Linked DNA regions of Homo sapiens: region 2 is linked to region 1. A link is a loop called in an ENCODE intact Hi-C map of the cell type or tissue named here. Cell type or tissue: mucosa of descending colon. All regions are shown on one strand. Each heading gives the region's core, and the rest is flanking DNA. Links, peaks and the distances in the headings are about the cores only.

Region 1 (15,918 bases), core at 4,767-9,766:
TCCCACTCCATCTCCCTTCTGGCTCCTCCATCTGCTAAGAGCTACTTCCACTCGATAAAACCTTGCACTCATTCTCTAAGCCCACGTGCCCTCTGATCCCTTCCAATACACCAAAGGAAGAAACCCCAGGATTCAGAAAGCACTCTGTCCTTGCAATAAGTCAGGGAGTCTAATTGAGCTGATTAACACAAGCTGCCTACGGATGGCTAAACTGAAAGAGCGCACGGTAACACACGCCCACTGGGGCTTCAGAAGCTCTAAACACTCAACCCTAGATGCTGCCATGGGGTTGGAGTCCCACAGCCTGTCCATCTGCATGCTCCCCCTAGAGGTTTGAGCAGGAGGGCACCAAAGAAGCCAGCAACACCCCATCACACACCCTGTGAGGGGGACAAGGGAACTTTTCCTGTTTCATATATATATATATATGAATACATATGCAATTCATCCACGTACCCACTATACAAGTCATTCACAAAACCAAAAACCACTTGTACCCCAAAAGTTATTAAAAAAAAAAATATATATATATATATCCAAAAATATAAAGACAGGATTACACACAAAAGCAAAAGCACAATTTAAATTTTCATTTCATAAGTTACAAATTTACTTAATAATAATTAATAATATGGGTAGTCTGTTACATAGTGAGAGCCAATTGTAACAAATGGCTTTTTATAAGATTTTACAGTTTATCAAATAAAATCGAATATAGTTACCCAATTAGTTCTTACAAAAACCCATGAACTGTAGAGGTGTGTGTTACTGTGATCAGCCTCAGTTTCTAAATAAGTTCTGGGGGTTCACAGAAGTTAAGTCACCTAATCTTATAGGACTATATATATATATATATATATATATATATATATATATATCTTTTCTCGTGCATGTGTGTGTGTGTATATATATACACACACACACACACAGAGAAAGAATGTTCTTTTCTCTACGTGTGTGTGCATGCACACACACACACACACACATCCCTTTTCAAGGCACGATATTGCATATACCACATTTTTTCTCCTACCACTTGCCTAAATCCAATTACATGATGAAAATTTACTGGAAGGGAAGCTGGTGAATAAGGTCTTTAGCTGGTTATCTATGTGGCATTTGAAGCTTCTAATTGTATAGAAGAAATACAGAAAGTTACTGAGGGAAGAACTAATGGTCTATGCCATAGTAGAGTTTGCATAAACTCACTTAAACGGAAAAGTGGGTAGAAACTCCTTTTATATGATGAGATAGCATTGTGTTCTGGGAAAAATGTGAAAGAACTTAACAGAACCTCTCCTACCAAGTCAGAAAGTCAAGTAGAGAAGTTGAGCGGGACTGTGTCACTGTCAAGGATCCCTGTGGATGTGGTGGCACTTCTGATCCCAGAGGCCACAAAGATAAAAACTCTACAACAATAGTCAGGAATAGAGAATTATGTAGGAGGACCCCTGAGAGGCTCAACAAAATGGCAAAGAAATGACTTGGCCTAGAGGAAATTATAGGATTAGTTCACTTTTTAGTCCCCACCATATACTTGCTGAATCTCAGAAATAGTTAAGAGGATCTAGAGTAAATTAAAACTTTTTCTTTATCCCTTCATTTGGATCTGTAAAAATCAGACAGGAAGCCTCACTGACAGGATTCATTTTAACCGACACAATCGACACAAAACCAGCCGAAATCTCTCCTTGTAAACATGAGCAAAATGAGAGAAATTTTCAGACACATAAAAGATGCTGTTCTCCACTGGGCACAGTGGCTCAGGCCTGTAATCCCAGCACTTTGGGAGGCCAAGGCAGGCGGATCATGAGGTCAGGAGATCGAGCCCATCCTGGCTAACATGGTGAAACCCTGTCTCTACTAAAAATAAAAAAAAAAGCCGGGTGTGGTGGTGCACGCCTGTAGTCCCGGCTACTCGGGAGGCTGAGGCAGAAGAATCCCTTGAACCCGGGAGGCAGAGGTTGTAGTGAGCCGAGATCATGCCACTGCACTACAGCCTGGGCGATAGAGCAAGACTCTGCCTCAAAAAAAAAAAAAAAAAAAAAAAAAAAAAGGTGTTCTCTAAAAGAGAGAAAGTAGTCAGAGGAATGTGCATGTGTTTCTCACTGCTGCAGCAAGAAATCATATTTTTTAAAAATATCTAAATTTTATTTCTAACAAATTAGAGAAGGCACACAGCACAGAATGACTGGAATAGGCAATCATGAAGAGATAACTATCTAAGATCAGGAAACAATACCTAGCAATTAAGCATATCATTGATGAACTAAAAACTGCAATGTAGATAGTAATTGAATAGAATGGAAGAAAAAATAGTAAAGGAGAGAGTAGCCTAATAAATTATTCTATATGTCAGAATGAAAGGATAAAGGATGATATATGAGAGAAAAGATTAAAATAAAACATGAAGAGGTGTGTGTAACATGTATTTAATATAACACCTCCCATCTTGAAAGGTCCTCCTCAAAACAAGAACAATTAGGAAAAAATGAAGTATCCTCACATATATACTCAATAGTATTTTTCACATTCAAAACTAAATGACGAGTTAATGGGGTGCAGCACACCAACATGGCACATGTATACATATGTAACTAACCTGCACGTTGTACACATGTACCCTAAAACTTAAAGTATAATTAAAAAAAAAAAACTAAAGGAGAAAAATATCTCTATATGCACCCACTCAAAATAAAAAGGAAGAGAAAGAAGGGAGGGGGAAGAAAGTAAAAGTTGTCTTTTAAATTACAATAATGCAAGTTCAACTACATAAGGAATCTGCAGTCTTGTTCGCTAGTCTGCAAAACCTAGGAGGGTGCCCAGCAGACAATGGGTATTCAGCAAATATGTCAAATAAATGAGATTTTAGTGTTGTGCGTAAACAAACATTTGACCCAAAATTTCTACAACAAGCTATGTTGCTGCCTGGTATCAGGACAAAGGAAACATAACTTTATAGGAGATTTACAAAGTACACTTTCCTTCCATACCCTTTGTAAAAAAAAAAAAAAAAAAGAATAGTCAATTTGCATCACAGTCAGCTGAGAAATGAATAAAAGTATAGCCTTCAAGTACTTTTACAATGGTACCTAACCACGTACATGAACACACACACACACACACACACACACACACAGGAAATTTAAAAGATAATTTTGTAAGCATCAATCTTTTAAGGGTACTAAAATATCACTGGAATAAATTGAAAATACTATACTAATTACCTCAAGTTTCTACATATAACTCCTTATATAATTGATGAAATGGAAATTGGGATCACTCCAGCCAAAATCATGTCCTTAAGTGAAATTTTTTAGAAAATAAAATAAATTTTTCAAAGAGCCCACTTCTAATTGGTACCAAAATATAGACATCAACTATGGAGACATTATGGTATTAAAAACATATAGTAATGAGAAATAAAACTAAATATACTATAAGTTTGAAGAATTATTAAAGTTTATACACTTTAAAGCACATGAGACAATACTTTTTGCAAAGAATTATAACTAAAACATAATATATAAATATTCATATATTTATAATGGTAACATTATAATCACAATATAAAGTACACATTTACTATTAATATGGGTTTTAAATTTCAGATTTTATCAACAAAAATTGGGATTTGGTTTGAAAGTAGCAAAATAAAACCATGTTAGTTTCCATTGTATTCGGGAAGAGTATAGGTATAGAAACATATACATATGTTTTTTTCTTGATGATAATTTCAAAAAATGTCACATAAACTATACCTAAATACCCAAGGTAAATTCACAAAGAGAGGTGTGCATTGAATTGATGGGGCTGTAGTTTGCCTAAGCTGGTATTCAGATACCCGGAATACACACTGACCACTTATTCACCCCTATACTTTCTGGGTCCACATGCCTGGCCTTTTGTGGCTGGCTTGCCAAAATGGATTTAAGAAAATCTTTTTCCTGGGGCATCTGGAACTGAAAAGGTTGTGCTACCTGCTCTGAAATTTGCATCCTTCAGCAGTTTCGTGCAAATAAAGGATTTCCTCATCTGCTCTGTCCATCATCTGTGGTCTCTCTATGTCTGCTTCAAAATCACTTGGCAGTGGACACATTGACACTGCCCCTGCACCAACACCTTGCGCTCACCCCCACTGCATGCCACAAGCCCTGAACCTTCAACAGCTGCATTGTATTGTGCTTACAAAGTTCAAATTGCTGCTAAAATACCCTTTGGCGCTATTCCTCTGTTACAACATTTTGACTTATCTGGACCTGAGATGGCTCACGTGGCGATTTCTGGCCAGGCCCCCATGGTTTCCAGCCAACATTTGCAAATATAGTTAGGAAGACATCCTCTTCCCAGAGGTGTGCATCAGGAATAATTACAGAACTAAGAAATCTTCCATCTCACTAGTTCTGGTTAGTGGCCTTGAATCTGAGAGCCCCCTCTTGTGTTTAAATCAACTTACATTTGCATGCAAGTGTGTGTGGGGTTCCAGGAATTCATAACATGTCACATCTCACAACAAAGCCACCCTGTGAAGGACCAACCCAGCAGGACCTAGAAATGTATCCATGGTCCCCATCCTGCCCCCTGCTCAGAATTCTCACTCCCTGAATCACCTCTCAGACCGAGCCAGGTCTGCAGCGCTGTTAAAAAGCCACTGTATTTGCTTTCTTGCTTTCCCTTGCTTACTTTTCACACCTTTCCTGCTTTGGGGGGAGGTGATCCGGCTTTCAGATGTAAAAGAGCCGGCTTCTGAGCCCTGGGTTCCACCGAGGAGTGAAAGTAAACAGGAAGGGAGAAGGCTCACAGAAGTCTTTATAACCTGTATGTTAAATTATGTCAACAGGATGCTGAGAACAGGATCTGTTGAGGAAATTCCACAACTAAATAATGAAAGCTCCATGGTACCTGAATGGAGAGGTCTGGATGGTATTCCCTTTGATCTAACTACATAGTTATAAGAGAGCTTGAAGGAGAGAGTTTCGAAACAAAGAAAAAAAGTAACATTCGATAATCCAAAGAGTAAGGCTATTGGTTAGGGACGGCTAGACTTGGTTCCCACTTTAGAGGCTGAAACCAAGCCATGGCTTCAGAGAAACAGAGTTTCTTTTGATTCTGATTAAGAGTTTAGCTTTTGGGAGAAGTGATGTGTGGTGCTGGTTTTCCCACAGTGTTTTTGTTTTGTTTTGTTGTGTTTTTGTTTTTTTTTTTAAGTTTCTGTAAAGGAACTCACTTCAGCCTCAGAAGAACACATCCAAGTTAATAAAGAGATATGAGGGGCAAAAAAAATATTACCTCCCTCCTCACCTACTCTAGGGAACACATCCCCATGTGGGAATGCTTAAACTTCCCCCACAATCTTTCTCAGAGACATCAAAGGATGTTGACTTAGGTTTAATAGTTTACAATTGGAATTTGTCTTTATGAAAATGCAGGGCTGTGTAATTTATGGAAATTAAGCATGCATGCATCTCCATTGTGCTAGATGCATTATGATAGAGTAGGATTAGGCAGAAAGACAGGGACTTCATGACATATTAAAATACTTTGTGTCTAAACACTGCCCAGAGACTGAAGAGGGATTTAAAAAACGCTACTGTCCATGACAAGGGCGGGGGGATTTCAAGTGTGACCTAGTTTTGTTGTTGTTGTTGTTGTTGTAATGGAAGGAAGATAGATTTTGGTATATTTGTTTCACATTTTACCCTGAAGACCACATGACATATCACTTTGTTTTATGTTAAGAGGGATTCTTCTTAGAGTGTTGTGTTGCTTTGCAAATGGAAAGGCAGGGCTATGCTTCCAATGACTCTGCCTTGAAATAATTTAAATTTAGGCCAGAAAGTTTAGCAATTTATGATAAATATTGAGAATAAGCAAATTTGCAATTTTCAGGGAAGTCTGGAAGATTCCTTTTTCATATTAATAAAAGGTTGCTCAGTATGAACCATGCAAGTGGAAAAATTTCTTTTGGTTGAAACACCAAATCTGCTATGTTAGATTTAGAAGAAATACATTTCTTTTCCTTGATCTTAAATTTCTTGGAAAGTACTCCTCTGAAAGTTTTAGAAATAAAATAGTCAGCAACAATAATAATCATGATAACTGGTAATAATAATAGCTTTGCCTGTATGCATGCCATTTGTTTTTCAAAGATTAACCACATACATTTACTTAGTTGATCAAAGCACCTTCCCTTGCCTGAAAATTCGGTTCAATTTACCTTGAGAATATTTGGTCTCAGGCAGTCACAACTGGCCACAGTAGGAATGGCTTTTAAACAGCAGTGAGCACCCTGTCAGGAATATAACAAAGTTTAGCAGGTGTTGCTTTGGTTTTCTGGAACTGTAAATAAATTCCAGAGATATTCATACTTACACATGCTGAGGGCTTGGCGAAACTGTGTTCAAAAATCACACACCACTTAATAAATGGGTTCATAATTTCTTTCAGCTAAAGACACTGTGGATGGATATGCAATGTCTGATTAAAAATAAGGAATAGGGATTAATTTTGATTATTTGGAAAGAATGTGGCTGCATATCAAATAACGTCTTTAATCTGACTTTTTAAAAAACTGGCTGAAAAATCACTGAAAAGCATGGAACCCAGTGGAAAATTGGATCAGATGTGCTATATTTATAGCCACACAAATAAACACATTTCGAATTCTGTTTGTTGGAAGCCTTTACTGTTTTGTAACAAGGTAGCGCTCCCTTTGAAATGGGAACCCTGCCATCTAGTGAGCATTTTGGGTATCGCATCTCAGATCATTCCTCAACACAAATAGGTTAAATTAAATCTTGAGTTATTTTAGAGTTGCAGTATATTGTAAGTATTTATAGACGGAGAAATTGAAGGAAGAGGGTTGAAAGATTTTTTCAAAAAGGCTCACATTAGTCTAATGGCAGTGTTTTAAATAATATCAAAATAACTGGGTTCTCAAACACAAAAATGTATTATTCAATAGGCACAAGATTAACTCTTTCCTTTTATCTAACAACATTTTTGCTATATAAACCACTGGTTATTCAGTGAAGACCTTCTTAACTATTCACAGTTAGTCTATGAAACAAATTCTATATTATTTTTTAGTTAATTATTCCAGGGGTTAAATTTCAATGGTTCATTAAAAAATGATTTGCTTTTGGCTTCATTTTTGCTTTTGGCTTTCTTTCATGAAAGAAATAATGCATAGTCAGATAATAATCTGAAATATTTGTATAATTCATCGAGTCTTTAACTTTTCTATTGAGTTTCTTAAAAAAAATTGACTGGTCTTGAAAATCATATCACTGTGTGTGTTAAAATTCATTGACATAAATACATGTTTTAAAAAGAAAGCTTTAACCAATTTGTGAAGGAGTATTACTTCACTAGGAAGAATCACACAAATGGAAAAAATAATTTTCTGTCATTTTAAAACATTATCTTCAAGTCATAAGGATTCTCAAGTCATTTATTTAACAAATGCATGTTGAGTCTCTACTAGATATCAGTCACTGGGAGATAGGGCATTTCTTCTCTTCAAGAAGTCTGAGGTACTAGGATAGGCAAACATACTAAGGGAGGAGACCACCCGTCATATTGTCTTATGCCCAATTTCTGCCTCCAAAGAAAGAAGAAGTAAAAACTAAAAGACAGAAATGAATTCCACAGGCAGACAGCCCAGCGCCATGCCCTGGGCCTGGTTAAAGATCGACGCCTGACCTAACCGGTTATGTTATCTACAGATTCCAGACATTGTATGGAAAAGCATTGTGAAAATCCCTGTCCTGTTCTATTCCGTTCTGATTACTGGTGCATGCAGCCCCTAGTCGTGTATCCCCTGCTTGCTCAATAGATCACGACCCTCTCACGCAGAGCCCCTTAGAGTTGTGAGCCCTTAAAAGGGACAGGAATTGCTCACTCAGGGAGCTCAGTTGTTGGAGACGTGAGTCTTGCCGAAGCTCCCGGCTGAATAAAACCTTTCCTTCTTTAACTCGGTGTCTGAAGGGTTTTGTCTGTGGTTTGTCCTGCTACAATACAAATAAATAATTATGTATGTGTCATGGACTCCCTCATAGAAGCACGCATAACATACACAGTGGAAATCGGTCAGCAGTCATGATGCTGGCTAGAGAAAGTTTCATAGACAAAGAGAAATACTTGATTTGGAGCAACAGAAGTTTCCCAAGTTAGTGATTAAGCATATTTATGTGTTTGTAAAGTTATTTTTTAAAAAAATTTTAAGGTTACAGTTTTAACAAATGCAGAAATGGTCCAAACCATTGACATTTTAAAACAATAGGGACAAAATGAAGTTTAAGAGCCCACAAAATTCCAGTCCATGTTTCATGATTTATTTCAGTCAGTGAATTTTCTATGTATACTAAACATACGGATATTTTGAGTATGTTTCTAATTTTTGTGATTATTTATGATGTGCCTGGTCTTGAATTTACAAGATTGGCTTATAACAATTATTTTCAGGATTAACATGGGGTAATTATTTGATAACCTTATCTTTTCAATAGTTTTATTGCTGATCAAAGTACAGCTTCCCAAAGTTATTTTTAATAAACTATGTATAAAATTCTTCTGTATTACTGAAGTAAATTAAGCAGTTTTTTATAAAGCTGATGGTATTTTGAGGAGCAGGAATGGAATGTATGAAGGTCAGAATTGTGAGGCATCTTGATATGATCAGGAAAAGGAATAGTTTAATGTGACCAGAGTATGTGTTTACATGTGGACAGAACCAGATATGAGGAGGGAGTGGGTAGGGGCAGATTGTTAGGAGCTGGTCGTTACTGGGACATCAGATAGACAAAGCTTCAGTTAAATGCCCTGTTGGTCACCACCATCCCACAGGTGTTTACCTCTCCAGGTCCAGAAGAGATGAAATATCATGGTGAAGTGGAAAAAACACTGGGCTGCAAGTCAATGTAAAGAATGGTTTGGTTTGATTAAGCCAAACTAGCGCATCTCATCCTGTTCCCTTTTTTTGTTGAACACAAACTTCCCCTCAGATATTATTTTATTGGTAGACTTCAAGAAAAACAAAAGGTTTTTCTTGAAGTTTCAAAAGTTTTCTCAGTTAGATGTCATTTAAAATATGTTTTAATATAGTGTAATTCACATTTCAAAAAGTGTTCCTAAGGGAACACAAATTTTGATGAATTTTCATAAGCAGGGATACCCATGTAACCAGCACTCATCAACAAAACAGTAACTATACTCCACACACCTACCAGAGTTTTGCTTATTTTTAAAGTTTCTATTAATAGAATCTTTAAAGTATGTTCGTTGTTATGTTGATGCCCTTTTTAGATGCTGTACTTAATATAGTTACACACGTTTCTTTCCTGCAAGAATTCTCTTTGGAGGAGAAGCTGGGTGTGCAGTGCTCCCCAGGTGACGACACCTAGGTTCAAAGTCAAAGTAATCATCCCTGAGTTGTACAGATGGTGCGCAGCACCAGTGTTGTTAAAGAGTTTGATTTTAGTGCATATATTCTTTCTTCTAGTCCTGGAGTTGGCAAATTTGTTTGTAAAGAGCCAAATAATAAGTATGTTAAGTTTTGCAGGCCATATCTGATCTCTGTTTCTCCTCTTCCTCCTCCTCCTCCTTCTCTCCTTCTCCCCCTCCTCTTTCTTCTTCCTTATACCTCTAACAATGTAAACACCACTCTTGGCTCTTTAGTCACACAAAATCAGGCCTCCAGCAATATCTAGTCCACAGTTTGCTGACCACATCTGAACCTGGCATGATTTCTAAATCAACAAAGCATCGAAAATAGAATCACTCTCTTCTCCCTAGCACAGGAAGGGAGCTAATGTTTCCGATCTCCGGAAAAGTCATTTATTGATGATTTTTTGGGTTCATTTTTGAAGCACATAAGCCATCTTCTTGGGTTTCTGCATGTCCAGGTTAAGCCTGTGGCTCAGTCCCATGGTGATCTCATGAGAAAGTCTCGTGTGACTGATGAGGTCTGGTTGGGCCCCTGCCAGGGTCAGCCCTCTGCACCTAGCTTTTCAACTTATCCTTCCAAGACCCCTCATCTGTTCTGAGCAGGAGAATGTGCTGCCAATCCTGAATAGAGCTGTGATCCTCCAGGGAGGGAGTAGGTTTAGAAAGTTTATTCCATAAACCCACTTTCAGGTTTGTTGTCAAGAGTGCAGAGAACTGGCTGTCTGCAGCTTATTGCTCAGATTCACTATGCACAGCCCTGAGGAGGAAGAAACTTTCCTCTTCATTTTCTGAGCCCCACATGAGGAAAGTTCCAACAGTATGGTAAGAGCTGGTGTGCAGTAGGAGAAGAAGTGGCCACCGTGTAGTAGGGACGATTTCATTCTCACCTTGGACAGGAACCTGAAATGACCCAGAAGCTCAAGGCCATGATGGTTGATCTCATGTGTGTTCACTTCTCTGAGCTATGATGTCCAGACATTTGGTCAAACACCAATCTAAATCTTAATTTGAATATATTCTTTAGATGGGATGAGGATTTAAATCAGTGCAATTTGAGAGAAGCAGATGACCTTTCTTTATATGGTAGACCTCATCCTTTATATGGTAGACCTCATCCAGTCAGTGGAAGGCCTTAAGAGGAAAGACTGAGGTCCCCAGGAAAGAAGAAATTCTGTGTCCAGACTTCCTTTAGACCTGGACTGCAACCTTAACTGTTCCCTGGGTCTCCAGACTCCCAGCCTGGCCTGCAGATTTCAGACTTGCCAGCCCCCGCAATCGTATGAGCCAATTCCTTAAAATAAATCTCCCTATATACATACACATCCTGTTGATTCAGTTTCTCTGGAGAACCCTGACTGATACAGAGGTATGCCCTCTGTATTAGTAGCATTAGTAATGCTACTTGCATTACTTGCAAGAAAAAAACGTGTCACTATATTAAGCTCAGCATTAGGAGCTGTTCCTCCTGTTGCCATCTGCCATAGTGCCTTTGGGCAGCTTCTGGTCTTCAGGCCTCTTCTCCCATAGGAAAATCTCCCTCACACTTTAAGACCCTGTTTGAAACTATTCCATTCCTTTAAGTTGAGTGAATCTACTCATATTCCAGGGATCAAAAGGCAAGTAACCAACATCACTGCAGTGTTTGCAGAGGCCCCTCCCCAGGACTTCCTTTGAGTCACCCACTCCTATTTCACTCCAGTTTCCTTTCTGCTCTTCAAACTTTATTTCCTTCTACGTGTGGCCTCGTTATTGCCCTTTTGCAGCACTTTCGAGTTAGTGATGGTAGCAGAATTTCTCTGATTTGACTTTTGAAAATCCTCCGATCTCTCTCTCTCTCTTGTGTGGCCTCTGCTTTTTTTGTGACAAGTAGCATTTTCTTACCCTATTTGTGCCCTCTCAGGATATGTCCATAGGCCCAAGGCACTGAATCTCTAGAATGAGAGTAAAAATAACTTCCATGCAAGCTTGGAGTAAGGGGTAAATGGTACATTGCCTGTAAAATACATGGAAGGTGCAGAAGTCTTGAGGGCTGGCACTATTGGCACTATTTTACTGTCATTAGGAGGCTTTGATAGTCAGGACAGAAAGCAAGGCAAAAAATGGCTCTAGATTGAGGCACCTGAAATATGCCAGTCCTCATCCTTCTCTGCATGATAAGGATTCCGGTGACTGTCTTCAGAGCTCCTTCTCACTTTGCGACCCCCTCCTCTAGTTGGTAAAAGAAACTCTTCATAGACTCTGACTTCTGATGTGATGATTGCTTATCTGAAAATGATATCGCGCTTGAGATTTTGTTGACCACAGGCAAAGATGTACATATTATTTGGATATAAGCAACTGTAGTATTGCAACAAAGGCCACCAAGCAACTGCAGTATTGCAACAAAGGCCACCAAATTACTTATTATAATGCACCTTTCAACAATCCTTCTCCAAACACAAACCTGGCATGGCTTTCAAAAGCCTATCAGAAAAACGTCAGTTTTCAGCTGTACTTTCCAGGCCATCCACAATCTGCTCTCAAATCTATCCTTTCATACTGTTTTTCTTGACTCATCTACACAAATTTTACTCTTTATCGAACATGATCTACTCAATCATTTTTAACATACTTTAGTTGCTCGATCCCTTTAACTAAAGGACAATGTCTTTTGTTAACAATGCAACCATGTCCCTCATAGCCTGCTGCCTGATCATATCATATCCACTCTTCAAAGGACAAAACAAGCCTCTTCTATTGAATCCTCAAACACCATGATCTCTGATGATCTACAGTAGTTACTTACTCTTCTGCCTTGGAACATCTCAGTCATTCAGAAATCAAATTTATTCTATTTATGACATGGTCAAACGATGCTAAGTTCTGGGGACACACATTGTTAAGCTGTAAAACCCTTCTGCTCTCAAGTGAGGGAGTGGACATATTTTCCTGTGATACTGCTTTTGGTAATTAAAATTGGGACAACTTTTCTGCAACATAAGTGCTCACAGAGCCAAAAACTGGAAGCAACCAGATGTTCTTCAGTGGATAAATGGTTAAGCGATTATGGTATATCAATACCATGTATACTACTCAGCAATAACAAGCAACCAACCATTGTTTCACACAACATAGATGGATCTCAATGGAATTACGCTAAGTGAAAAAAGGTAATCTCCAAAGGTGATATACTCTCTGATTACATTTATATAGCATACTTAAAATCACATAATTATGGATTAGTGGTTTCAGAGACTGAGGTTGCAATGAAACAATCTGTTCTATTTAAAATAGGTGGGCAGAAGAATCCAGGAAGGATATTGATGTAAAAAAGCTACAGATTATCTTATATGTTTAATTATATGCTTGCTTTATAGATTTGCTGGAGAATACGAAGATGAATTAGTCACATTTAGATAGGATACACATCAGTTAAAAGTAAAGGCAATTACAAATTCTGAGAAAAGTGAAAAGTTTTATAAGAAATAAGCTCTAACATATACACTTAGGCCCACCTGTAAATAATATTTACATAATAAATTTTATGGTGTTTATATATAGTTCATAGTTTACTTGCATAATATAATAAACACTGAATATTGATGCAACCTATACTTTTAAGTTATATTAAGTAATAAGAGAAGAGAAATACTTTGGGAAATGATGAGGAGAAAGAGAAAAGTTGTATAAGATCTGAATATTTGTCATCCATGGCAGAAATATAATAATATTATCTAATTTTAAAAAGTTAGGATCTAGCAATTAAACATGTTAAGTGATAGGGTGATAAATACCATAAAAAGAAAAAACAGAAACTTCTGAAGATTATTGCCTCTGTGCAGGAGAAAAACAGGGTACTTTTGATTTACTTCTAGTACTAGTTACTCATAAACTCATTAGGATTACTGAGCTTTTAAAATTATAAACAAGTATCACTACGTAAATATAAAAATAATTATTTAATATCAAACCTTTGAATCCAGGAATGGCAATTCTACAACCTAGACTAAAGAAACAATCCAAGACAGAGAAAAATATAAACGCATAAAGATGCTCCTAACAGAGTTAGTAATAATGTGGAAAGATTATAATTAATCTAAATATTCATAAACAAGGGAAGGATTAAGAAAATGATGGCATATCCATAACTTTGAAAAACACGAAGCCAGTAAAATATTTCTATAGCACATTAAATGGTTAGGAAAGTACATATTTTGTTAATGTTATATGGTAGGAAAAAAACAAGGTATAAATTATATAGATCTAACATAAACCCAAGTATGATATAATTATACATATATGTATAAAAAAAGAGAAAAAGATTTTAAGAAAATAACTAATCTTTTAACATTTGCCAAGTCTGTATGGTGATTTTTTCTCAATTCTTTTATGAATTTTACAAAATTTTCTAATTTATAACTGCCTTCCTTTTATAATCATAAAAACAGAAAATAAAAATTTATTATTTGAAAATTTGAAAATCAATCATTAAATCATAATAATTTTAGGATGTAGGATTTAGACTCAGTTTGGTTTATCTTGGTGGTGGTTTCACCAGCACACAGGCAAGAATTATGTCTGACTGTTGTACCTGCACAGGGACAGCACAGCAGGTACTCAGTGAATATTTGTAAACCCCAATCCAGAAGTCCTTCTAAACAATGTGGCATAGGGTCACAGCTCCCAGAATGATAATCCTTTGTGTAAACACACCTATGCCATGTCCAGCAAGTCTTCACTATAAGGGAGCATTCTCTTCCACCCTGTAGAGTTAAATGTCTTGCTTCATCTATTTCTTTTAATATTTTTCGAATTAGACTTGCTCATTTGTGGTGAAGCTTAGGGCAGTTCTGATCAGACTGCCTAATAACCACAGGAAATTGTTTGGGCTGTGTGTTAATCTGCTGATCATGTAGAACATCAATTGTGTGTGATAGAGCAAGACAAGTTTGGATACTAAAAAGCTCCAGGAAAAATATAATCAGAGAGAAGTGACAGTACACTTGACCTACCCTAAAACAAAGCAATTAATATCAAGTTTGCTGAGAGGTACGTACCCTGGGGGGCCATGCGGCGAATGGGATCTATTTTCAATACTTGCATCAGGAACCACATCACTTCTCTGAATTTTTAGAGTTAGAATTGTGCTTTGATTGGCTTAAGGAAAGGAAATATACTCAGTAATCATGGTAGTTGGCAGGCAGAGACAGGTATGATTCCTTTTCAAGCACAAAGCCAAGGCCAAATCTACTGACTTAAGTCAAACTGTGATTAGGAGCTGAGTGAAAATGGTTGCCCTTTCTGCTCCTTCATCTGTGCCACACACATGTCTGTAAACAATTTTTGTGATCCATATCTAGCTTTTTGAAAAGTTTCTTCTTTTTTGTTAGTGAAGGTGAATCTAAATTGGTATCAAAGATGTGTTATTACGGTCATTTGATTTTCTATCAATTGGAGCAAGTTTTCCCCCAAATCAAATGATCATGCCCGAGATATATCCCACAGGATAAAAAGTTTATTCCTCAAATCATTATAAAAACAAAATACTAAACAAATATTTAACACAACTGTATGTACCAGACAGTGTGAGAGGCATAGTCATATAGATATTAATGTAACTTGGGGGTTCAAAGCTCAAGTATGCCGTGGCTCACGCCTGTAATCCCAGCACTTTGGGAGGGTGAGGTAGGTGGATCACTTGAGGTCAAGAGTTTGAGACCAGCCTGGCCAACATGGTGAAACCCCGTCTCTACTAAAAATACAAAAATTAGCCGGACATGGTGGTGCATGCCTGTAATCCCAGCTACTAGGGCAGTTGAGGCAGGAGAATCGCTTGAGCCCAGGAGGTGGAGTTTGCAGTAAGCCAAGATCACACCACTGCAGTATAGCCTGGGTAACAGAGTGAGATTCCATCCACCTCTGCCAAGGAAAAAAAAATTTAGCTCTAAGGAGGGCATGCTTTTCTGCCCAGACAATAGGTGTAAGTCAAGACTATCCTGACAAACTTGAACATACAGTCTCTCCACCTCTGTTTCCTTTTCCACAAGTTAGCACAATATCTCCCAAAGCGATTGAAGGACTGTAAAGAATACTGGTTGTAGAAAACACTCAACAGAGTGCTCAGCGTGCAGTAGTCCCTCCATGACTGGTAGCTTGCTCTCTTCTCCTCCAATTCTTTTTCCCATCCCAAATTGGAGAGTTTCCAAGGACATACAATTCTTCTTTATTTAGTTTGAAAAAATGCATGAATGTGAATTGGAAACATTATAAAGCACCTGCTGAATTAATAAACTAATGGCAATATATAAAGCATATATTTATATATATTTGTTGGTGAAATGATTAAACATTGATTAAGTTGTTGCAGCTAGGACCGAAAGAGATAGATATTTAATTGCATACACAAATAAGAATCATGACATCCATATTTCTGCCCATTGTGGAAATTCATTTTCAGCTCAAACTCTAATCAAAAAGCACAAATCACTACCA
Region 2 (15,918 bases), core at 3,599-8,598, 2.0 Mb before region 1:
TCAAAATATATTTTCCTAAAAAATTGACCTGCTTGGGTAATTGCTATTCTGATGAACTCCAACCCTAAGCTTCCTCTTCTACGCCCACATTTCCTTGAACAAGTTCATTCTATCATCTTAGCTACCAAAATATCCACAAGGTATATTTTTCTTCTCAGTGTATGGCAGCAATCCCATCTAATACATCAAGTGGAATACAAAGTACTATACAACTGTTATAAATTTTTCTGGCACAATTCCCAGAGTCACTACTCAGTGTCATCTTCTTTCCAAACTATACTTACTAACTTTTTTAGTAAACACATTTGAGCTTTCACCCATATTCATCATCTTTAAATTATAACTCCTCTAATCAAATAATTAAAGATGGTCATTAAAAGAACATTTAGTTGGTTTCACATACTTGCTGCTAAAATTGCAGTTGTTTAAAGACATTAAAGATAGTGTGTCCCAGAGGATACCTGTGAAGTTTGCCAGATAACACGGAGATGTCCAGCTAAATTTAAATATCAGATAAACCACATGGTTTTAAGCAAAAGTATCTCTCATGCAATATATGGGAAAGCTTTGTACTTGAAAACTTGTGGTTTATCTGAAATTCAAGTTTAACTGAATGTCCTATATTTTTATTTGCTAAATCTGACAACCTAGTGCTCGTCTGTCAAGGTTTACATCTTTGCAAACTCTTTTAATACAGGATTTCTTTTAAATAATATTAGCAAGAATATTTTCTTTGTGATTCATGGACTGTTCTTCTCTAATGAAGAGATACTCACAAAATAATTAGAATCTCTAGGAATATTTACCTCACTGAAAATAAAGCAGTCATGAACTCTGGTTTCAAATTATCAACCCAGAATATCCTGAAAACAAGTTCCATGATCTTGACCATTTGCAAAGTGCATAGTTGCTGTTTCCTTTAGACTCTAATGCAACTAAAACTGAGTTCCCCTCTCTCCACTTAATCACAGGTCCCAGAGGAAAACCCAATGATTCCCCTTTTGGTTGATGATCAGTGGACATGGCATGTGAAGAAATAACTCCTTAGCCATGTCACATATGGTCATCGAACCAGGCTTGGCTCAGCTGATCTGATTACCTGAGTTTTCTCCTGATTAATTCTGAATGACACAGAAAAATCAATCATGAGGACAGCCAAAATAATCATCTAGTCAGATGATTCAGTTATATAAACTTGACCTTAACCTCTGCCTCTCAACCTATGTTCATTTCAAAGAGATTTTAGCAGATATGTGGGTAGGGGGAAGTAATAGTAGTAATGTTTTCCTCAAAATCTACTGTCTAACAAGTCAGTAATTTAAGCGATTCCATTAAATGTAATTAACTAGCTTTAGGAATTCTTTTGTTTTTCCTCTTTTCTTTATACTAAAGAACACACATTATAAAATCTTAATCATATAAAACATCTACTCTGAATTGAATACCAGACACTAAGTAATTCAGCCCCAACCTCACAACTGGAAACACTTAGACACATTTTTTTCCTAACACTATACTGATACCTTTGTTCGTGAAAAATATATACTATTAAAAAATACAGATGTTTTGCCTTCCTATATTTCAGGGCACTATGACAGAAGTCTCTTTTCTCCTATGTGAAAATTATGTATTTTCTCCTTAATGAAGTGCAAGTGCCTTCTTACTTTAAAATTCCAAAGACAAAATTCTTAAATATGACCTATTCACTAACTCATGACACAGTGGATACAAGCCTACTGTAATACACATTGTTTTTAGACATGAGGTTGTAGACACTAAAATGAGGGTAGAAAAGGAGGAAGCACAGTTATACAGACAGTGAGCAATAAGTGTGCCAATAACATAGTAAAGAAGCTTAAAAGTAGAAGATTTGAATAACATTAACAAATCAAAGAATTTTCCTGGGAGTACTACATGGTTTAATTTTTTTTTTTTTTTTTTTTTTTTTCTGAGATGGATTCTCACTCTGTCACCCAGGCTGGAATGCAGTAGCACGATCTCGGCTCACTGCAACCTCCACCTCCCAAGTTCAGGCAATTCTCCAGCCTCAGCCTCCCAAGTAGCTGGGACTACAGGTGCACCCCACTGCATCTGGCTAATTTTTGTATTTTTAGTAGAGACGGGGTTTCACCATGTTGGCCAGGCTGGTCTCAAACTCCTGACTTCAGGTGATCTGCCCACCTTGGCTTCCCAAAGTGCTGGGATTACAGGTGTGAGCCACCACCCTCGGCCGATGGTGTAATTTTTGAAGGACAAATATGAGTTTGTCACCTGAACCAAAAGAACAGGAACATTCCCAGCACACACTTAAAAAAGCAAACAACCTCCCTCCTCCAATCAGCACACATGTTATGACTGTATGAAACAAATGATGTATTTGGAAGCCCCAAGCATTTTTGAGGGTTTGAACACCAAGTATAAAGCAAAGAGTAGGAATGAGGCTAGGGAAGTGGGAAATACCTTACTGCTTCCTTTTGAAGTACTGCAGGATCAACTAAGAAAATCAGAGCAGGGGCTGAGCTGGCAAAGTGAGCAGATTGGCTCAATGGAGCTTAAGAAATATTAGTCGTGAACTGTTGTGCAAGTGAAGGGAGAATGAGAAGTCCCTACAGAGGGGAACTCAGAAGCCAGGGCACTGAAGAGGAATCGGTGACTTTGACAGTGAGAGGGAGTTTGCCTTGGGATATTTGGACACAAATCATTCATTCAGCCAACACACAACATTTCGTTCAGCCAAACTGCAGGCATTGCCAATGTGATAGTACTAAGCAATGGGGACTTTAAGAGGTAATGAGGCCGCTAGGGCTCCTCCCTTGTGAATGGTATTAAGTCCCCTATAGAGGAAGCTTCACACAGTTCACTCACTTGCCCTTCTGCCATGTGAACACACAGCGTTCCTCCCCTCTGGAGGAGCTGCCCTCATGAGACAATTGAACCTGCCAGTGCCTCGATCTTGGACTTCTCAGCCTCCAGAACTGTAAACAATAAATTTGTGTTCTTTATGCATTACCCAGTCATTGGTATTTAGTTATAGCAGCACAAACAAAGATACGCTGGTTGTTCAAAATGAAAGAAAATTAAAATCTTATGCTTCCTTTTCTGCTATGTTTCCTATTTCTGCTTTAACAAATTATCACAAACGTGTGGCTTAAAACAACACACATTCATTATTTTACTGTTCTGGGGGTCAGTAGCGTGAAATGTTTCTCACTGGGCTGCAATCAAGGCGTCGGCAGGGCTGCATTCCTTTCTGGAGGTTCTCAGGAAAAATCCATTTTCCTTCCTTTTGCAGCTACTAGAGGCTGCTCACTTTCCTTGGCTTGTGGCTGTCCTGTCATCATCAAAGGCAGTAATGGTCAGTAGAACCTTTCTCATATCACATCCCTCCAAAGGGAAAGTCCTGCCTCTCTCTTCCACTTTTAAGGATTCCTGTGATTACACTGGGCCCACCTGGATAATCCAGGCTCATCTTTTCACTTCAAGGACAGGTGATTAGCAAACTTAATTCCACCTGAAACCTTAATTCCCTCCTGCCAGGTAGCACATTCCACAGGTTCCAGGGATTAGAGCATAATTGAGAAGGAGGTATTATTTGGCCTACCATACTGGTTTTAGAAATGCATGTTCTAGTACCCAAGACCCTGGTAGAGTGCACCATCCACAGAAGCCACGTGAATCTTACAAGATAGCGTTGAAGAGAGGAAAATCTTTGTTCCATCCACTGGCTTGTGGCACGGGACAGAATGGGAGACTGGAACTATTCAAGTTAAAATGAAGTTAAAGCTGAGCAGTGCTACTTTGCAAATTTACTGGAATAAAGAAGCAGGCTTTTTGCTTGATCTAGCTTATATCCTGTTAGAAACAAAATAGCCAGGCAAAACTACAGGAGAAAATGTATCATTAAATAGAATAAAAGACCAGGAAAGTTTGATCTTTTCCAGGTGGGATAAACAGTTAACTCTCAGTAGACAATGTTTTCCTGTTGCTAGGCTGACTAGCGGTGGTGGCTGAGCTGTTTATCTTTAAGAAAACATACCTACCTATATCTTTTAACTTGACAACTACAATATAATCTGTCTGGGGGTTGTTCATCATTTAAGAAAGGGTGAAAAAAGTCCTCTCCCAGAAAGTGTTCAAATCCGTGAGCTGAAATGATGATAACATCATGAGAGGCATCATAATTTATCTGTAGCATGTAAATCACTGCGGCTCCCCTCTGAGGATGCTCGCTAAAATGATGAATAGCTCTGCGCGCTGTGAGAGCGACCCTGAGGAATTCACCAGCCAGACTTTGACAGGAGAGCTGCCTCCCAGTCTCTTCCGGATGGGAAGAAGCAATGACTTAACAGGTTTGAAAATTCAGTTTTTTAATCACTTGTTAAAATATTTAGTTTGACTTTATCCATAAAGGCACAGTCTGGCAAGAGTTGAACAATGACCCTAAGAAACCAATCAAGATCCAACCTGGTCTGGGTGATGCTGGCCTGCCAGACATTTTTTTTTTTTTTTTTGTTCCCCCACTGGATGTATTCAGCTGTGTCTCAACTTGCTCTTTGCCAGTAAAACTAGTCTTAGAGCCAAACATTTCCTGCATTTTCTAACACAAGAGGTCCCTCAAGTGTCTGCATACCCTTGCAGCCTCCTGCATAAAATAGAAGTGAGAATGTTAGAGAAAAGGAAATGTCATTTTATGGGTTTTATTTTAGAAAATCTAACATTTATCGTAAAAGATCAATAGATAACATTCTGTTGAAGTTTTCACTGTAGTGCCCTGTGGAGGTGTGGATGATCGAATTCTTTTTAGTTTTAGCAATTGTTATGGGCTGAATGTGTCCACCCCCTAAATTCATATGTCGAAGCCCTACCCGCCAATGGGATGGTATTGGGAGGTGGAGACTTTGGGAGGTGATTAGGTTTAGATTAGATCATGAGGGTGTGACTTGCATGATAGGATTTGTGCCCTTATAAGATAACGAAGACAGAGGTATCTCCTTCTTTCTCTCGTCTCCCTCTCTCCTTCTTCTCTCCCTCTTGTCCACTGTCCCTCTCTTCTCTCCCTCTCTCCCTCCTCTTTCTCCTCTCACTCCTCTCTCCCTCTCTCCCTATCTCTCCATATGCCCAAGCATTGAAAAAGCCATGTGAGCTGGAAGTGAGAAGGTGGTTATTTACAAACCAGGAATCTGGCCTCCACCAGGAACCAAATCTGCCAGCATTTTGATCTTGGACTTTGAGCCTCCAAAACTGTGAGCAATAAATATCTGTTGTTAATCTACCTAGTCTGTGGTATTTTTTATAGTAGCCTGAGCTGACTAAGAAAGTAATTTAAGGGTAAGAAATATTTTATTAAATTTTATATTGCCTGTAGCATCCATCATAGTACTTCAAATACAGAGAAAACTCAGTGTGATATTATTAAAAATAATGAGAGTAGAGATTATAAGAAACATGGTTGGAGTGCTTACTCTGTGTCAGGTACAATGTGAAGCACATTGTATATTTTAGTTCATTTAATTCTCACAGAAGCCACATGTGATAGGTATTATCTATCCATATTATAGCTAAGGAAGTTAAAGTGTGGAGAAGTTGACCTGTCCAAAGTCTCCCAGCTAGGAAGTGGCAGAGCTGTGATATAACTCCTGGTGCATCTAATTACAGAGTGAGACTCTTAATCTGCATGATCCTAACTGCATTAGTTTACCAAGGTTTCCATAACAAATTATTAGAAACACGGGACTTAAAACAAGATAAATTCATTTTTCACAGCTTTTGAGGCTAGAATCGAGGTGTCAGCAGGACCATGCTCCATCTGGAGGCTCTAGGGAAGAATCCTTCCTTGAGTCTTCCTAACTCTTGGGGGCTCCCAGCATCTCTTGGCACTCCTGAGCTTTGCTCAAATCTCTTCCTCCATCTTCACATGGCCTTCTGACCTGTGTCTCTTTATGTATCCTCTCTTCTTTTTTTCCCCCCCAATAATATCATTCATTGGATTTAGAGCCCACTATAGTCCATTATGACCTCATCTTAACTACTTAAGTTTGCAAAGCCTTTTTTTTCCAAATAAGGTCACTTTCTGAGATTCACTTGAATGAGTTTGGTGGAGGGCACACTATTCAGCCCACTACATGAACCATTTCACCTCATTTTCTTCCATTTTTACTGTATTTGTGTCTCCCTAAAATTTATATGTTGAAATCTTAACCCCCAGTGTGATGATAATAGGGGGTGGGGCTTTTGGAGGATGATTAGGACATGGAAGTAGAGCCCTCATGAATGAGATTAATGCTCTTATTTAAAAGGACTAGAAAATTCTCACCCCTTTTACCATGCAGATGCAGCAAGAAGGCACCATCTATGAGCCAGAGAGCAGGCCCTCATCAGACATGAAGTCTTCCTTGATCTTGGACTTCCCAGCGTCTAGAACAGTCAGAAATAAATGTCTGTTGTTTACAAGCTACCCAGTTTATGGTGTTATGTTATAGCAGCCCAAACAGACTAAGATAAGCCTCTCATCTGAGCATCCTTCTTTCCTGACAGAATTATTTCTTGCTGGGCTGGACATGGTGGCTCATGCCTGTAATCCCAGCACTTTGGGAGGCTGAGGCAGGTGGATCACTTGAGGTCAGGAGTTTGAGACCAGCTTGGCCAACAGGGAGGAACCCCATCTCCACTAAAAATACAAAAATTAGCCAAGTGTGGTGGCACACACCTGTAGTCCCAGCCAGCAGGAGAATCTCTTGAATCCAGGAGACGGAGGTTACAGTGAGCTGAGATGGCACCACTGCACTCCAGCCTGGGTGACTCCATCTCAAAAGAAAAAAAAAATTATTTCTTGCGGGACTTCCTTTGCCCATTTACTATTACCCCTGTTAAAAATGTTCCTTCTGCTGATCCACACAAACAGCAGCTTTAAACCTGACTCTATCATGAAATGTTTTATTTCTTGTCCATGTCATTTTCTTGGTACAGAATCAAAAGTTGCGTCTAAAGACTTATGTTTGTGATATTTTATGTCTGTGGAACCCTTGCATTACTGTTTAGGATTTGAAGTCTCCACCCCTGGCTTGTTTGCTACTTTGGATCTGGATCTGTTGAGCTTTACTCTTTGGTGTCCATCCTGTTCTTAGCATGGCATCCAACAGAGCCAATGGAGTTCTTGTGCAGTGACTGTTCATGGGATGGCCGCATAGAGAAATGAGTGGAGGGTACTTGTGACCCCTTGTCAATAGTATCCCATCTTCGAGTTGCCTTTATATCAATGAAAAGGAATGTGGCATGGACACTGGATTTAGCACAGCTTGTAAAAGGCACTGCAAAATTCTGCATACCCTTCCTTGGCAGGTTCTAAAACTGTAAAAGAGAAGATACTGTATTAGTCTGGATTCTCTAGAGGGAAAGAACTAATAAAATATATACATACATATATATATGATAGGATATATATATACACTAATATATATACTAATAGGATATATATATATATGTATATATATATATGAGTATATTAAGTATTAACTCACAGGATCACAAGGTCACACCATATGCCGTCTGCAAGCTGAGGAGCAAGGAGAGCCAGTCTGAGTCCCAAAACTGAAGAACTTGGAGTCCAATGTTCAAGGGCAGGAAGCATCCAGCACAGGAGAAAGATGTAGGCTGGAAGGCTAGGCCAGTCTAGTCTTTTCACGTTTTTCTGCCTGCTTTATATTATAGCCATGCTGGCAGCTGATTAGATGGTGCCCACCCAGTTTAAGGGTGGGTCTGCCTTTCCCAGCCCACTGACTCAAATGTTAATCTCCTTTGGCAACATCCTCAGAGACACACCCAGAATCAATACTTTGTACCCTTCAATCCAATCAAGTTCAGTATTAACCATCACAGATACAGACTGTCATAGTGAAATCCACAGTCCAAATGTTCCAGCTTGGGTAACAGAGGAACAAGAGCCAAGTGAGAAGGAAAGGGGTCCTAGAAGCTATGTGGTAACCTTATTCATATATTTACCTGACTAAAATCTAAAAATAGCCCTTCCTTAGCTGACACCCCACCCACAGACAACTGTTGAGAACTTGTAACACTGATCTTTAAGATTCACACAGAAGAACAGGGTCACTTTTATTAAGACAAAACACATAGCTCTCTGTAGTTTTTAGCAAAGCAGGACAAGTTTGGTGTGGCTGTTGAAGAAGCAAGGTGGGCCTTTTGCTTTGGGGATTCATAGCTCTCTTCCCGTACAAGAAGCCTGCTCTTTGTAGAAAATGCCAGACTCTACATCAACACAGCTACAGTCCACAGTTTTATCTGAGCACAAATGAAGAAGGCTGGTGTTTCCAACAGAGTGTTCACTAAATTCTAAGGGATATAAAAAGGCAAAACTGGAGGAAAAAAGAGAGAAAAGGACAAGAGAAAAGAAGAAAAGGGAAAAGTGTGAGGTGTATATAAGTCTCTAAAATTACAGTGCCCTGGAAGATGACAGAGTGGTGGGTGTTAGCATGGGCTTTGGTGTCAGCCTTGCCAGGCTGAGGGACCCACCCTGGTCATCACCTCACCCACATCTTGCCCACTTTGGACTGGGGCCCTTGGCAGCCATGTTGCCTGGCTTCCCTTCTCCCAGCTCCTTTCTGCCTACTTACTGCCTTTTTTTTTTTTCCTGCTTTCTGAGTGTTAAGTACCTAGATTGTCATTTCTTCCAACAAGATAAAAAATCCACATGCTCATTCATTTAGTAACCCGAGCCCTTTCTTTGTGTTCTTAACTCTAGGAATGTCATCTTGAGTTGACTGGCAGGACAGTGGCTCTGACTAGATAATCATGGTAATGTATGTCCTCATTCAGATATGTCTGTCTTTCTACCTTCATTGTTTCATGTAACTCTCCTGAATAAAGCTTGTTACTTGTTCCTGGGAACATAAAGCTGAAAAAGACAAATTCAAGATCTCAAAGTATTTACAGTGTAGGATGCAGAGAGTTAGTAACTATAGAGAGCGGTGCTAAGTGTTAGGGAGGAGAGACACATCAGATATTCAGATAGCAAAAAAAGACTCGTCTAAATTATTCGGGTGCTGTGGGGTTATAGACGGCTTCTAAAAGGATGTAAAATTCTCACTATGTTTCACACATAGAAAAAACAATATTATTTCAGCAGGAAATGTACTCGATTACCACTCCCCCCAAAAAAACCGCACAAACATAATTCTTTGATAACTGCATTGTTTGTGTCTTACACCCAGCAAGTTGGAAATGTAAGGGCATTTCTTAAGCACCTGCCTTCCTGGGTCATTCCTCTGGGAAATTAGACATAGCCTAAGGGTATGCATTAGCTTTTCTCAGGGCTGCCATAACAAAGGACCACAGACTGGGTGGCTTAGCAACAGAAACTTACTTTCTTTTTTTTTTTTCATTTTAAATATAATTTAATTGTAAGATTCCACAACTTAATTTTTAATAACGTCTGTGTTAACAATTGACTATAAAGTTCTGAAAAATTTAACAATTACCTTTCAGAAGTTGATGAGAGTCAGCTCTGACACATTACTACACAAAATCCTAGTATAGTGACTTAAACACAACACATTTCCTTTGTTTTGTGTGACAGGAAGTTCAGGGATGAGCATCTGAGGGCTGGTGGCTCATCAGGAACCAAGACTCTTTTCTTCTGCTCTGATGTCCCAAGCACAATATCACCACCGATCCCACAGAAATACAAACTACCATCAGAGATTACTACACACACCTCTATGCAAATAAACTAGAAAATCTAGAAGAAATGGATAAATTCCTCGACACATACACTCTCCCAAGACTAAACCAGGAAGAAGTTGAATCTCTGAATAGACCAATAACAAGAGCTGAAATTGTGGCAATAATCAATAGCTTACCAACCAAAAAGAGTCCAGGACCAGATGGATTCACAGCCGAATTCTAACAGAGGTACAAGGAGGAACTGGTACCATTCCTTCTGAAACTATTCCAATCAATAGAAAAAGAGGGAATCCTCCCTAACTCATTTTATGAGGCCAGCATCATCCTGATACCAAAGCCGGGCAGAGACACAACCAAAAAAGAGAATTTTAGACCAATATCCTTGATGAACATTGATGCAAAAATCCTCAATAAAATACTGGCAAACCGAATCCAGAAGCACATCAAAAAGCTTATCCACCATGATCAAGTGGGCTTCATCCCTGGGATGCGAGGCTGGTTCAATATACACAAATCAATAAATGTAATCCAGCATATAAACAGAACCAAAGACAAAAACCACATGATTATCTCAATAGATGCAGAAAAGGCCTTTGACAAAATTCAACAATGCTTCATGCTAAAAACTCTCAATAGATTAGGTATTGATGGGACGTATCTCAAAATAATAAGAGCTATCTATGACAAACCCACAGCCAATATCATACTGAATGGGCAAAAACTGGAAGCATTCCCTTTGAAAACTGGCACAAGACAGGGATGCCCTCTCTCACCACTCCTATTCAACATAGTGTTGGAAGTTCTGGCCAGGGCAATTAGGCAGGAGAAGGAAATAAAGGGTATTCAATTAGGAAAAGAGGAAGTCAAATTGTCCCTGTTTGCAGATGACATGATTGTATATCTAGAAAACCCCATTGTCTCAGCCCAAAATCTCCTTAAGCTGATAAGCAACTTCAGCAAAGTCTCAGGATACAAAATCAATGTACAAAAATCACAAGCATTCTTATACACCAATAACAGACAAACAGAGAGCCAAATCATGAGTGAACTCCCATTCACAATTGCTTCAAAGAGAATAAAATACCTAGGAATCCACCATACAAGGGACATGAAGGACCTCAAGGAGAACTACAAACCACTGCTCAATGAAATAAAAGAGGATACAAACAAATGGAAGAACATTCCATGCTCATGGGTAGGAAGAATCAATATCGTGAAAATGGCCATACTGCCCAAGGTAATTTATAGATTCAATGCCATCCCCATCAAGCTACCAATGACTTTCTTCACAGAATTGGAAAAAACTGCTTTCAAGTTCATATGGAACCAAAAAAGAGGCCGCGTCGCCAAGTCAATCCTAAGCCAAAAGAACAAAGCTGGAGGCATCACGCTACCTGACTTACCAAACTATACTATAAGGCTACAGTAACCAAAACAGCATGGTACTGGTACCAAAACAGAGATATAGATCAATGGAACAGAACAGAGCCCTCAGAAATAATGCCACGTATCTACAACTATCTGATCTTTGACAAACCTGAGAAAAACAAGCAATGGGGAAAGGACTCCCTATTTAATAAATGGTGCTGGGAAAACTGGCTAGCCATATGGAGAAAGCTGAAACTGGATCCCTTCCTTACACCTTATACAAAAATCAATTCAAGATGGATTGAAGACTTAAACGTTAGACCTAAAACCATAAAAACCCTAGAAGAAAACCTAGGCATTACCATTCAGGACATAGGCATGGGCAAGGACTTCATGTCTAAAACACCAAAAGCAATGGCAACAAAAGACAAAATTGACAAATGGGATCTAATTAAACTAAAGAGCTTCTGCACAGCAAAAGAAACTACCATCAGAGTGAACAGGCAACCTACAAAATGGGAGAAAATTTTCACAACCTACTCATCTGACAAAGGGCTAATATCCAGAATCTACAATGAACTCAAACAAATTTACAAGAAAAAAACAAACAACCCCATCAAAAAGTGGGGGAAGGACATGAACAGACACCTCTCAAAATAAGACATTTATGCAGCCAAAAGACCCATGAAAAAATGCTCACTATCACTGGCCATCAGAGAAATGCAAATCAAAACCACAATGAGATACCATCTCACACCAGTTAGAATGGCAATCATTAAAAAGTCAGGAAACAACAGGTGCTGGAGAGGATGTGGAGAAATAGGAACACTTTTACACTGTTGGTGGGACTGTAAACTAGTTCAACCATTGTGGAAGTCAGTGTGGTGATTCCTCAGGGATCTAGAACTAGAAATACCATTTGACCCAGCCATCCCATTACTGGGTATATACCCAAAGACTATAAATCATGCTGCTATAAAGACACATGCACACGTATGTTTATTGCGGCACTATTCACAATAGCAACGACTTGGAACCAACCCAAATGTCCAACAATGATAGACTGGATTAAGAAAATGTGACACATATACACCATGGAATACTATGCAGCCATAAAAAATGATGAGTTCATGTCCTTTGTAGGGACATGGATGAAATTGGAAATCATCATTCTCAGTAAACTATCTCAAGAACAAAAAACCAAACACCGCATATTCTCACTCATAGGTGGGAACTGAACAATGAGAACATATGGACACAGGAAGGGGAACATCACATTCTGGGGACTGTTGTGGGGTGGGGGGAGGGGTGAGGGATAGCATTGGGAGATATACCTCATGCTAGATGATGAGGTAGTGGGTGCAGCGCACCAGCATGGCACATGTATACATATGTAACTAACCTGCACATTGTGCACATGTACCCTAAAACTTAAAGTATAATACTAAAAAAAAAAAATAAATAAATTAAAAAAAGACAAAAAAGGTCCACAAGCCAACAAATGAGGGTGGCTTCTAGAGCTGGAAAAGGCAAGGAACCAGATTCTCCCCTAAGGCCTCCAGAGGGAGTCCATTCCTCCTAACAAAGCACTTCCTGTCTCCAGAACAGTAAGATAACAAATGTGCATTGTTTTTAGCCGCTGTTGTTTTGCTTTAAGTTTTGTGAAAATTCAGTACGGCAGCAATAGGAAACGAATACAGTGTCTTTTACCAAATAAACACACTTCACCCTTTTCCTGCTCCCTTGTTGCTCCATGGCATGCAGACATGGAGTGGATGGCAGCCACCTCGCAATCTGGAAGCCATTTGAAGGAGGATGAAACTTACTTTCTCAAAGTTCTGGAGGCTAGAAGTCTAAGATCAAGGTTTCAGCAGGGTCGATATCTTCTGAGGCTTCTCTCCTTGGCTTGTAGATGGTTGTCTCCTCTCTGCCTTCACAGGGTCTTCCTTCTGTACCAGTTTGTGTCCAAATTTTCTCTTCTTCTAAGGATGCCAGTTGTAATGAAGTAGGACCACTCTAGGGACCTCATCCTAACTTAATTACCTCTTTAAAGCCTTCCCTGTAATTGCAGTCACATTCTGAGGAACTTGGGATTGGTGCTTCAACCCATGAATTTTTGGTGGACACAATTAGGCCCATCACAGGATGATGGAGGTGTGTACTTCAGAGCCAGACCAACACGATTTCAAATCCAAGCTCAAGTTGTGATCTGAAGGGATCTTTATGGTCTCTGGCCTCAGTTCTGTCTATTAGGAAGTAAGATTAATGAGAATTTGCGAGGGATGTGCTACACTTAGCACTAGCTAGTGCCTGATAAATTGCAGCAACTTGATAAACGGTAACAGTTATTCCATTGCTAATGCTCAGTGTCACCAATGATAGTTGATGATGCTTCTCTGGGCAGCAGATCCTCTCTTACTATTACTTCTTCCTTCTGTGCTACGTTTTTAATCCCTGGAGCCTTTTGATAGACACGTTTGCCCAGCAGATTCCTCTGGCTCTTATCAGGACAGTTTGGAACAATGAAACATTTTCTAGCCTCCCTTTTGTCTCAGGTCCAGGCACTGATCCTGCACTGTGACAACATTTTCTTGACCCTTACTGGAAATAAGAAAAAAAAAAGATAAAGAGAAAATTGTGGTCTTCGCCTTCCAGTAATGTAATGGAGTCTTTTTCCTTGGGGTTTGGCAGAAAGAGGCACTGGTGGCAGCATGACAGGGTCATGCCCTCCTGCTCATGGTTGCTGTTCCACTTGAGGCCCCCCTAAACATAGATGAGGGCCATGGGGAGCCCACAATACAACCTGTCATCAGGAAGCCCTGGGAAACACAAATTGTGTTTTGGAATAAAACAAACAAACACCAGCATTTGAATACCCTCACGCCCAAGGTCATTTGTGTCACCCACTTGGCCTGCGGGACCCCAGGGAAACATAAAACCAGTGAGCAGCCCTTTGATCTCACACCTTCTTTGGACCATTTTAATCAATTAACCATGAAGTCCCTCCACTTCGCTTATGCAGACCTCTATATAAAATGACTTTGGTCTGGCTGACACGTTACTGCATCCGAGATCAAAGACTGTAGCAAATGCCAAATTCAGCCAGGATAATTCTGAGCCTTTTTTCCCAGCCCACTCCTCTCCCAGCTCTTAGAAGCACTTTTCTTGCAAGGTCAGAAAGGGGAGATTTTGAATGCTGATGGACAAAAAAACGAGCTTCGTGAGGATGTGAGGAGACCATCAGTACAAGAGGCGAGGTGGTGGCTAGCAGAGGAGGCTGGGATGCACTCAGCTAAAACAAAGTACATTTTAAAAGTTAATAATGCCCATAGAAGAAAAAAATGAAAAATGCTTTCTGAAGTAATTTGAAGAGTGGCCTCCTGTTTAGTTATGAGATTTAGATCTCTGGAAGCAGGCACTGAATCCCCTGGACTCAGGATTGCAGCCTAACCTAATCACCCGCTATTAGTGATATATGGCACCGTCATTCTCGGGAATAAAACTCCTTCCCATGTGTGTGTGCATTAGTGAGCAAGTGTGGGGGTGGAACTGTGCTTCCCACCATTTTACCACAAAGGGAAAGTTGAGAATGATCATTTGTGGTGACCCTACTGTGTCTTGGGCTAGTGCTAGGAATTTTATGTATTATCTAAATGTCTGTCATCACAATAACTCTGGGGAAGGCAGAATATATTATCTTCATTTCTCAGATGATGAGCCCAAATCTGAGAGCAGTTCACAGGCTTACTGGTGGTCAGACACTGACCTCCAAACCCCACCTCTTTAATAATACCTACTTGTCATCACACACTTGTGTAATCTTTCACCTGTGGGCTTCATCTTGTGAAATATTTGGTCCACCATACCCCCTGAAATAATTTATTTTCTTGATTTCAAGTACAGACATCTATAACTGTTGATCAGAGCTCTCGGTCAGCATGAGCTAACCAGTGTCAGGATACTCAGCTCATAAATTGCCAGTCAAAAGCAAAGGAAGTGCAGACTCACCACAGGAAAATAAGTTACACCTACCTGAAAGATGGAAAATATTAATAATTATAATTCTTGATTAAGCACCTTTTATGGACCACTCATGGCTGTGGGCACCTTGCTCATATTATCATTAATCTTTCCTATGGTCCTGTGACACAGACATCCCTATCCCCACTTTATATATATGATGGATAAAGAAGAAGGAGAAAGACTTAGTGTTTCTCAGCTAGTAACTGGGATTTGAATTTCTAGTTCCTTTCATACAACTTCTTAATCTTTATTAATTATCTTCTTAGAATCCCAGAGTTTGAGAATACAGACTATGAAGGCTTAAATGTAGGAGGTGCTATTACTACTTTGAAGAAAATGTGATACTCTTAAAAGGCTCTTCCAACATTTGAACATTTCTGCAGGGTAGAGAGATCTCACTGAGCTACTGTGGTGTGGCCCTTGGCTGGATGTGAATGACCAGTGGATTCCCAACCTGAGAAGCTTCGTGAAGCCAGCACCAAAGCAGTTAGTGAACCATTAAGTTGAATTCTTATTTCATATGAAAGTATCTCCTAATGCTGGTTCCAATAGGAAAACAACAACAACAACAAGAATTTAGAAGCTTTAAAAAATAAGTGACTCTATATACTGTCAAACTCAGAAAAATAAAAATTATGAAAGAGCAAAGTAAAATAAACTTTCAATTCAGTTCCAAGAAAAGTCAAGAAGCTGGAAACATATCCAGAGTCCACATGTGCAGAGCTGAGCCACAATCATTATACAAAGCAAAGTGGAAAGTTTGGGGTGAGCTTTGGAAAGGAAGAGAGCCTGGTTCTGTGGCTTGGAGATTGTGGTCCAGAGAGCTGGGTA

What was found. A loop is a pair of places that touch in the nucleus more often than their neighbours do. Peaks named below come from ENCODE experiments on the same cell type or tissue, not always from the same donor. Only the 100,000 strongest peaks of a DNase experiment are listed, where the experiment ranks them.
Region 2: a loop joins it to region 1, with 6 times the contacts of the local background. A loop is called at or near these places in 50 of 110 quality-filtered maps.

Annotation. Positions count from the first base shown.
Region 1 is chr4:18,680,327-18,696,244 of GRCh38, reverse strand. The region is part of intron 2 of LOC105374510 (a long non-coding RNA gene); the gene reads right to left. Among named protein-coding and RNA genes, the nearest start is that of LCORL, 670 kb to the right of the region's middle. RefSeq lists an enhancer at 3,644-4,577. In mucosa of descending colon, for the core only: a CTCF peak has its summit at 6,757 (motif pointing left); no DNase peak of the experiment used is centred there.
Region 2 is chr4:20,665,272-20,681,189 of GRCh38, reverse strand. LOC105374515 (a long non-coding RNA gene) reads right to left here. Exons shown (of 2, transcript XR_925451.1): 2 at 6,918-7,347. Among named protein-coding and RNA genes, the nearest start is that of PACRGL, 27 kb to the left of the region's middle. RefSeq lists a silencer at 6,991-7,166. In mucosa of descending colon, for the core only: no CTCF peak of the experiment used is centred there; no DNase peak of the experiment used is centred there.